Regions from separate parts of the Homo sapiens genome. Here region 2 is linked to region 1. Evidence: chromatin contacts called from ENCODE Hi-C or POLR2A ChIA-PET data. All regions are on one chromosome and are shown on one strand. Each heading gives the region's core, a stretch centred on a gene start or an enhancer-like site at or near the end of the contact. The rest is flanking DNA. Distances are from core to core; before and after follow the strand shown. Region 1 has its middle 13 kb from the start of TFF2. Region 2 overlaps ABCG1 (ATP binding cassette subfamily G member 1).

Evidence for each region. A loop is a pair of places that touch in the nucleus more often than their neighbours do. ChIA-PET counts read pairs that join two places held with the same protein, here RNA polymerase II (POLR2A). Pooled maps may share reads with other maps.
Region 2: a loop to region 1 is called in a pooled map of gastrocnemius medialis, with 2.0 times the contacts of the local background. The contact joins two enhancer-like sites. A Hi-C loop is called at or near these places in 1 of 168 maps with a recorded cell type or tissue (GM12878) and 3 of 50 pooled maps. POLR2A ChIA-PET finds 5 or more read pairs at or near these places in 2 of 52 experiments (HEK293T and WTC11).

Annotation. Positions count from the first base shown.
Region 1 is chr21:42,336,180-42,340,191 of GRCh38, reverse strand. No RefSeq gene overlaps it. Among named protein-coding and RNA genes, the nearest start is that of TFF2, 13 kb to the left of the region's middle. RefSeq lists enhancers at 1,004-1,133, 1,639-2,334, 3,813-4,012. Within about 2 kb of position 1,625, at least 11 of the 41 ENCODE cell types and tissues checked have a DNase peak (open chromatin) inside an H3K27ac peak, as active enhancers do.
Region 2 is chr21:42,273,708-42,278,031 of GRCh38, reverse strand. It overlaps ABCG1 (ATP binding cassette subfamily G member 1), which reads right to left. Exons shown (of 15, transcript NM_016818.3): 5 at 1,087-1,137. Among named protein-coding and RNA genes, the nearest start is that of TFF3, 40 kb to the left of the region's middle. Within about 2 kb of position 1,656, at least 4 of the 41 ENCODE cell types and tissues checked have a DNase peak (open chromatin) inside an H3K27ac peak, as active enhancers do.

The sequences.
Region 1 (4,012 bases), core at 376-2,875:
AGAAAAGGACATTAGTTCACAGTATGGGTTGAGGCAAGAAGGCCTTGTGTGGCTGGGCATGGTGGCTCATGCCAGTAATCCCAGCACTTTGGGAGGCTGGGGCGGGCGGATCACAAGGCCAGGAGATCGAGACCATCCTGGCTAACACGATGAAACCCTGTCTTTACTAAAAATACAAAAGTTAGCCAGGTGTGGTGGCAGGCACCTGTAATCCCAGCTACTCTGGAGGCCAAGCCAGGAGAATTGCTTGAACCTGGGTGGTGGAGGTAGAGGTTGTGGTGAGCTGCGAGCGCACATTTGCGCTCCAGCCTGGGCGAAAAGAGCAAGACTCCATCTCAAAAATAAAAAAGGCCTTGTGTGACTTCAGTTGGGAATATGCATGTCTGTGACTCAAATTTGTCACCACTTTGTACGTTTCTGCAAACGACCTTGAAAGCACCCCAAGTATTGATTTAGGGTCACCAATAAATTTTAGTGAGTAGGCGAATTTGCAAATAGAGAATATGTAATGGGAATAGACTGCATATTCATTACATGCATTTTATATTCATTATCTATAGTTTGGAGTTGTGGTACACGCATGAATATCTCTAGCTATTGCTTCAGGGGCCAGCCCCAGTGTGATGTCCCCCTCAACCCACCCTGCCTTAGAAGCCCAATCTGACCCCCACCATGGGATGCTGGGCAGTTAACTGGAGTCAGGGGGCTGCAATGAGGGTGTGTGAATCAGATCTCAAAAATATCTATCGCACTTCGGCTCTACAGCGATTTCTCTCTCAGGGTCACTGTGTGACCTTGGACAAGTTACGTAGACTTTTTGACCCTAGTTTTACTCATATGCTAAGTACAGATATTCATAACATCTTCCCTTCTGGGTTTGTGGTGAGGCTTCATGAGTTGAATTAGGATGTGCTTAGAGCTGTTCTTGCTATGATTGTTCATACATGCACATCCTCATATCCTAGGCCCATTCTTCCGGGAAGACACACGTGGTCCTGGTTGTCTCACAGTGACTGTCCCAGTGGCGGGCACCCGGCCATCAGACCCTCAGCATTCCACCTGCTCACACAGGAGGGCCAATGCCTACCAAGCCCCTCCATAAGCACATCGGGGTTCCTCTCCCAGGGGCTCTTCCATGGTTGCCTACCTCTGCCTCACCTGCCTGTGGCCCTGGCTAATGCTGTGGTCCTGACACATAGCTATCCCCACCCCAAGCTGGAACTCTGCTATTGTACCTCTCCCAGAAACCCCTGGGGGCCTGCCCTTGCCAGTGAAATAGGCAGGCGTGTTGCCTTCCCTCTTGCTGCACTTTGCTGGGTGGGCCACGGCAAGGATGCCTGAGCCTTGGGGCCCCCAGGCGTGGAGCAAGCAGCCGTTTCTTCCTTGTGGAAGCAGCGTGGACACTGCAACCCATGAGGCCACCATTTCAGGGCCATGCATGCAGGAATATATACAGCGTGTGTCTTCTGGGTCTGCAGCCACTCGGCACTGGCTGGGAGGGAGCAGCCCCACCTTCCTCCAGCTAGTGGAGGGACCAGGCCACAGGGAGGTGCAGCCTGGCCACTGCGCCCTCTCAGTAACTAGCAGCAGCCCAGGGGCCTCCAGACAGGCTGGGCAAGGACTGGTTCCCATGTGCAGGACCACAGCTCCCTGACAGCCTCTGTCTCCTCTGACGCCCCATCTGTCCCTCCAGCATCTGTCCCGCCCCACCGGCCTATTCCCCGAGTCAGCCCATCTCTGCAACAGAGCTTCCCCCACCTCAGCCCCCTCTCAGGTCTGTGTAAAGAGTGGTGGGAGGTTTTCAGCACTTTCCTGGGAACTTTCTCAGCTTCCAGGGAAACCAGGGGAGGGAGGAGTAGCCCCACTCCCGCTGAAGGGCTCTGATCTCAGCTCCTGCCAGGCCTCCAGCAGCGCGGACACGGATGAGCTGACACCATCGCAGGACGGCCGCCAGTTTTCCACAGGGCCCAGTGGCTGCAGCCTCTGTGTTTGTTTTCTGTGATCCAAAGACTGCTCAGCACTTAATAATTGTTTGACTTAATGTGGCGCAACCAGAAATGTGGCTTAGAGGAAGGAAGGGCCCTCTATTCAACCTTCCGAGCGCACAGGGCTCATTAAGGTGTTTTCCCCTAAAGAACCCTACAGGCTAATGATGCTCCACAGCGCCCTCTGCTATCCATGCTGGGGACAGACTCTCAGCCTTCCTGCAGCCCAATGGGCAAGTGGGTTCGGCTTCGGCATCTGACAACACGCAGCTTCCTGATGTCCAGAGAGAGATCTCAGTGCCTATCACACGTTGCAAATTGCCCCGTCATTTCATCAGTTCACTGTGTTCACATTAGTAACGCTGATGATGGCAATGCTCATGCCTTGAGATTTTTTTAAAAATTAGTTTCTCGGAGGTATAATTCACATACAATAAAACTCACCCATTTTAAATGAATCAGTTCATTGAGTTTTGACAAATGTATACAACTGTGTAAACACTACCACAATCAAGATGTAGAACATTCATTCCCTCCAAGAAAATCCCGTCGTGCCCTTTGCTGTCAATAGCCTCTCCCTAGCGCCAGAAAACCAAGAATCTGTGTTTTTTTGCTTTAGTTTCATTTCTTCTAGAATTTCAAGTAAGTTTAATCACACAGTGCAGACAGTGCACAGTCTTTGAAGTCTGTTTTCTTTCACACAGCACACAGCTTTCTTTGAGATTCTTCCAGGTTGTTGCACAGAAGGGTGGTTCGTTCCTTTTCATTGCTGAGTAGTATTCCACAGCAGGATACACTGCAATATGCTTACCTATTTACCAGGTGATGACATCTGGATTATTCCCAGCTTTTTACTATTATGGGTAAAGTTACTATGAACAATTATGCACATGTATGTGAAGGGATTTGGGTAAATGCTTGAGGAAATGCCTTTTTTCTTGGAAGTGTAGCTATGAGTGGATTTCTGGATAGTACGGTGTTATGTTTAACTTCATAAGAATCTGAAAAAATTGTTTTCCAAGGATTGAGCCATTTTGTCTCCCCAGCCACAATGGAGGAGATTTGCAAATGCTTACTACATCCTTGGTTTACTAGTCTTTTACATTTTAGCCATTGTGGTGTGTGGAATGTGATATCCTGTTTTCATTTTAATTTACATTTCACTAGTAACTAAGGATGTTGAACATCTTTTCATGAGCTTATTTTTCACACATCTTCTCAGGTAAAGTATCTGTCTAAATCTTCAACACTTTTTAACTCAGGTGTCTTTTTCTTCTTTGTAATGAGTTGTAAAATTCTTTATATATTCTGCATACAAGTCCTTTACTAGATATATTTTGTGCAAATATTTTCTCCTAGTCTGTGACTTACCTTTTCGTTCATTTCCTTAAGAATATTTTTCAAAGAGAAAATATCTTTAATTTTGATGAAATCTAGTTTTTCTCATTTTTCTTTTATGATTCAAACTTTATGTTTCCTACCTAGAAATCTCTGCCTAATTCAAGGCCACGGACGTGTTCTATTATATTCTCTTCTAGGAGTTTTATAACTTTGGTGCTTATACTTTTGTCTATGACACATTTTCAGTTCACATTTTTGTATAAATTTGTGCATTTTCCTTTGTTTTTAAGTGTCTGAAACAATTTTTGCAGCATTGGGACTGTTAGGTACTTGAAGCTTGGCTAGAATTTCCCTGTGAGATTATCTGGACATGGAGATTCTTACGGCTTTTTTTTCTGGGAATCCCGAAAGAACCAGCCCTTCAAGGTGGATCCCGGGGAGCCAACTGGGGCTAAATTCAAAATAGAGCCGTGTGGCCATTTGCTGACTAGACGTCACACACGTACTCTGCATTCCTGGAAACCCACATGTTTGCTTCGTTCTGGGACATTCATAGCTGCTCCTGTTCACTCCTGTATCAACGGCTACTGGAAAGCCTCCCCTCGGCCCCTGGAGCTCACCAGGAGAATGTGGCCCACATCTACCAATCAGAACTAAACAAGCGTCAACTAACCACAGCTAAGCAA
Region 2 (4,324 bases), core at 407-2,906, 62 kb after region 1:
GCACCGGGCATTTCACCCCCCAGCCCCGGTGACACGGGCTGAATCCTGAGTTTTGAAGGGCACAGTTGATGGGGGAGGAGGAGCATTAAGGTTGTCCAACTCTTTTTTTCCATACCAAAGTGGTTTACATTTACTTAATATTAGCTATTACAGATGACCGGAGAGGGGGAAATGCCGGAAATAGAATTGCTATGACTGTTCCTCAGTATGTTTGACTCTGTCCCATCAATCACTTCATTTTATACCAGAACACAAAGGGCCATGTCGAGCCATTGGCACTAACCCGGCAAACCCCACTCTCAGCTGCTGCCAGACTGTGAGCCTTTAAGGGTGTTAGGAGAGAAAGATAATCTTATAGAAGGGGGGTTTCCCCAAATTCCATCTCACACTGAAAATCCCACCAGCACTAGCTGCAGTGGAGAGGAGGACAGTGGGTTTCCCGTGGAGGGTGTGTGAGTCCAGGCTGGTGGCCTCCTTCCTCTGTGTGGCTTTCTGCTGCTCCCCCTGGCTCTGCCCACCTGCATCTGTCCCTGCTCCCTGGGTTTAGGAAGCCAAAAAAAAAATGGCTAAAGGGATTAGAAAGTCTTCATCATCCTGGAAACGTATTTATTTTCTTTTTTAAGAGGCCGGTTAATAACATGTAAGAACTAAATTTCTTCTTGCAAGTGTAGGTGGATGGAGGGTGGTTATTTTTAAACGAATGACTAACCATCTTCATTGTTATTGTCTTATAAAAAATTTAATATCGATCATATTAAACACTAAAAGGGCAGCACTCTTGGTCTAACCCTGAAGCTGGCATCTTCTGGCCCCATGAGTGCCAAGTCTGTTGTCCCTCACATTACATTCCGACTCCTGAATCTGAGAATCAAAGCCATGAGCGTGTGCACCAGATCTGCCTTTCTTGGCCTCTGGCTGCTGCAGGCCACAGCACTCCCTGAAATGTTGCCTGTCCCACACACGGAAGGCAAGGCAAAAACAAATCAACAAACAAAAGCCAATGCCAAAATGCCCCGGCAGGCACACCTTCCACATGCACGTCATGCACTTTCTGGACCACTTGTGGGCACCAAACAACCCACTTACCATTTCCCTTCTGCCTTCATCCTTCTCCTGAAGCTTCAGATGTGCCGACACCTGCAGGGGACAAGGACAACAGTGTGGAAGCAGAACAGACGGCCACTGGCAGTGTGAGCCTCATGCCCGCACTGCAGGCCACGGTGCAGCTAGCCAAGATGCAGCTAGCCACAGTGCCACTAGCCACGGTGCAGCTACCCACAGTGCAGCTAGCCACAATGCCGCTAGCCACGGTGCAGCTAGCCACGGTGCCACTAGTCACGGTGCAGCTATCCACAGTGCAGCTAGGCATAAGGCCACTAGCCACGGTGCAACTAGCCACCATGCAGCTAGCCACGGTGCCACTAGCCACCGTGCAGCTAGCTGATCATCATGGAAAACCCAAGGAGTTCTTGGCTTCCGATGCCCCTGCTTTAACAATGGTAGGATGGCAGGAGAGCAGTCCATGTGCGATGCTTCCTGCTATCTCAGTTGAATTCTCTGCTGTACCCAGGAGAGAAGTCAGATGTGGGCCATTTAGAGGTAAGAAAGCCCCAGGCATCAGGGGCTTGGCGACCAGCCTGGGCGGAACCAGTGGTGCGAGTTAGGAATTCCACAAACCGCCTGTTAAACTGCTGAGGCTTGAACTTATCCACAGGAGAGTCTTTACAGCACAGGAATTTACGAGGGCGACACGTCAGGATGCCGCGTTTTGTTGTTGTTGTGTTTTTTGAGATCCCGTTTGCTAACACAGCACTGGGCTCCTGGCCCTGCTTGGGAAAACCCAGAGTAGATCACCATGCACAGGACGGGCCTTGCTTCCACCCTCCTGCCTCCCGTGGCCTTGGGCAAACGTGCAACCTCCATTTCCTCACTGGCACAATGGTGAGGTTAAGCTCTGTCCACCTCATTAGCTAGAGAAGTTGCTGTGAGGATCAGAGGAGAGGGTGAGATGCAGGGCGGTGGCGGGGAGGGGGGCGGGGTGTGGGGCAAAGAGGTCTCAGGCCCCAGAGCTGGACAGGGTCAGGCCCACGCTCCTGCCATGTGACACTGCCTGCCATTTCTCAGTCTGCCTGGCTGCAAGGATGAAAAGCATAAACATGCACAACTGTGTCTGATGTGGGATCCGGACTCCGCAACGGGCGGCCAATATCTCCTCCGTGTGAGACAGGACCTTGAGTGGTAACATGTACCATAGCCTCAGAGTATTTCTCCAGGGCCTCATGAAATTCTCAGAATCAAAATCGAACTGAATTTGATTGTGAAAATAGATCATTTCACAGCAGGTTCGGTGGCGAGGTTGGGAGAGGACAGCAGGAGTCCCTAGTCGCATCTGTGGAGAATGCAGCCATTGAGCTGCGGTCCCAGTGAAGGGTCTCGAGCATGTGGCCATGGGGTTCACTCAAGAACTTACTGAGAAGTCAAACTCGGGCTACCCAAGACGCAGGAGCTGTTCAGGAATCAAGAGGGTGTGCATGGAGTTTGCACTTAGGGCATACATGGAACAGTGAACATTAGGGTCAAGAAAAACTTCACGACTGCTTTGCAGCATCTGTTCGCCAACTCCTCAGAGGTCCTCTGCGCCCCATCTGAACATCCATTTGGAGGCCAGATCAGCAGTCAGGGCTCCATGGGGCACACACCGCCCAGGGATGCTGGGCCCAGGGGAATGGCGTCTGCTTACCCACAGAACACGCAGGACCAGGGAACACGAATGGGAACAGCCCCACAGGTTCCTGCTTCTGTTTCCCCACAAAGAAGTTTAGGGAGCAGATCATGTGTCTGCAAACGTAACCTGCTTCTCTTTGCTGAGCTAAGAACCCCTTGGCACTGCCCTTCACGTGCCACTCTCAGACACCATGGGGAAGAAGCTTTGCCCAACCCAAGTCAGGGTCTCTCCAGGTGGAAAACCAAGGCGAACCCCCATCTACTGACCAAAGCACAGAGCAGATCAAGCTGAGGATGCCCCCTAGGGTGCCAGGAGAGACATGAAGCCTGGGGACTCTTCTTTTGCAGCGAACAAGGAGGAAGCAGAAATATAAACAGTCCCCCACATAAAGCCAGCCATGACTGGCAACTGGAGCTGCACACTGATTTTCAATCTCCTCTTAATGGGAGGATTCTGGTGGTTGCCTCTGCTCACAGTTAGGTCTGTGTGGTTTCAGTCGCCATGAGTTGGGCCTTTAAAAAAAAAAATGGCCCCTGCCGGGCACGGTGGCTCACACCTGTAATCCTAGCACTTTGGGAGGCTGAGGTGGGCAGATCACGAGGTCAGGAGTTCAAGACCAGCCTGGCCAACATAGTGAAACCCCATCTCTACCAAAAATACACAAATCAGCCGGGCATGGTGGTGGGCGCCTGTAGTCCCAGCTACTTGGGAGGCTGAGGCAGAAGAATCGCTTGAACCTGGGAGGCGGAGGTTGCAGTGAGCTGAGATCGTGCCACTGCATTCCAGCCTCGGTGACAGAGCGAGACTCTGTCCCCAAAAAAAAAAAAAAAAGGCCCTGGAAACCCAGATGCATGGCACTTGGCTGGGTCGCGGTCTGTCCAAGGAGCACAACCAGCTATTCCAGAAACCCAGGCAGAGGATATCCCCTGGACCCTTCTGTGGCCCCAAGAGGGGAAGATATTTTTAAACTTCCCCAAATACTGGATTTATCCACAGAGGACATAAGTGAAGATACTGTGGGGAGGCTTACTAGGAGTGAAAAGAAACAGTGACCAAGTTGAATTGATTAGGCACCAACTGCATGTCAGAATTCTACCCCACCTTCCCTGTATTTTCCCTTTCAATATTTACACCAACCCCATACGGTCTTGCAGATGAGGACACTGAGGCTGTGAGGATAAAGCAGGTGCACGGCAGGGAAGCTGAGCTGGCAGTTAAAGGTGCGCCTTTGGAGACAGACAGCCCTGGCCACGTGTGGCCATCAGCAGCCGTGTGACCCTGGGCTCCTGGCTTCACTGGGGGAAGCTCCATTTCCCACCCACTTTTTTGGGATGACATATCTGGTGTGTGTAGAGCTATGTGCTCAGGGCCTGGGACCCAGGAGATGCTCGGCCACTGCTGGTTTCATTTTCCCACCTGGGAGGCAGGTGAGTCAGAGGAATAGACCCTTGGTATCCTGACCAAGGCACCAGGCGAGTGGGTGCTTGGGCCAAAGACACGGAAAGACTCAAGGATAGCTGACAGGAAGGAGAATCCCAAGCACTGGCCTGCAGGAGAAATAGTATGGTGGCTGCCCTGGAGAGGATCACCCAAGCCAGC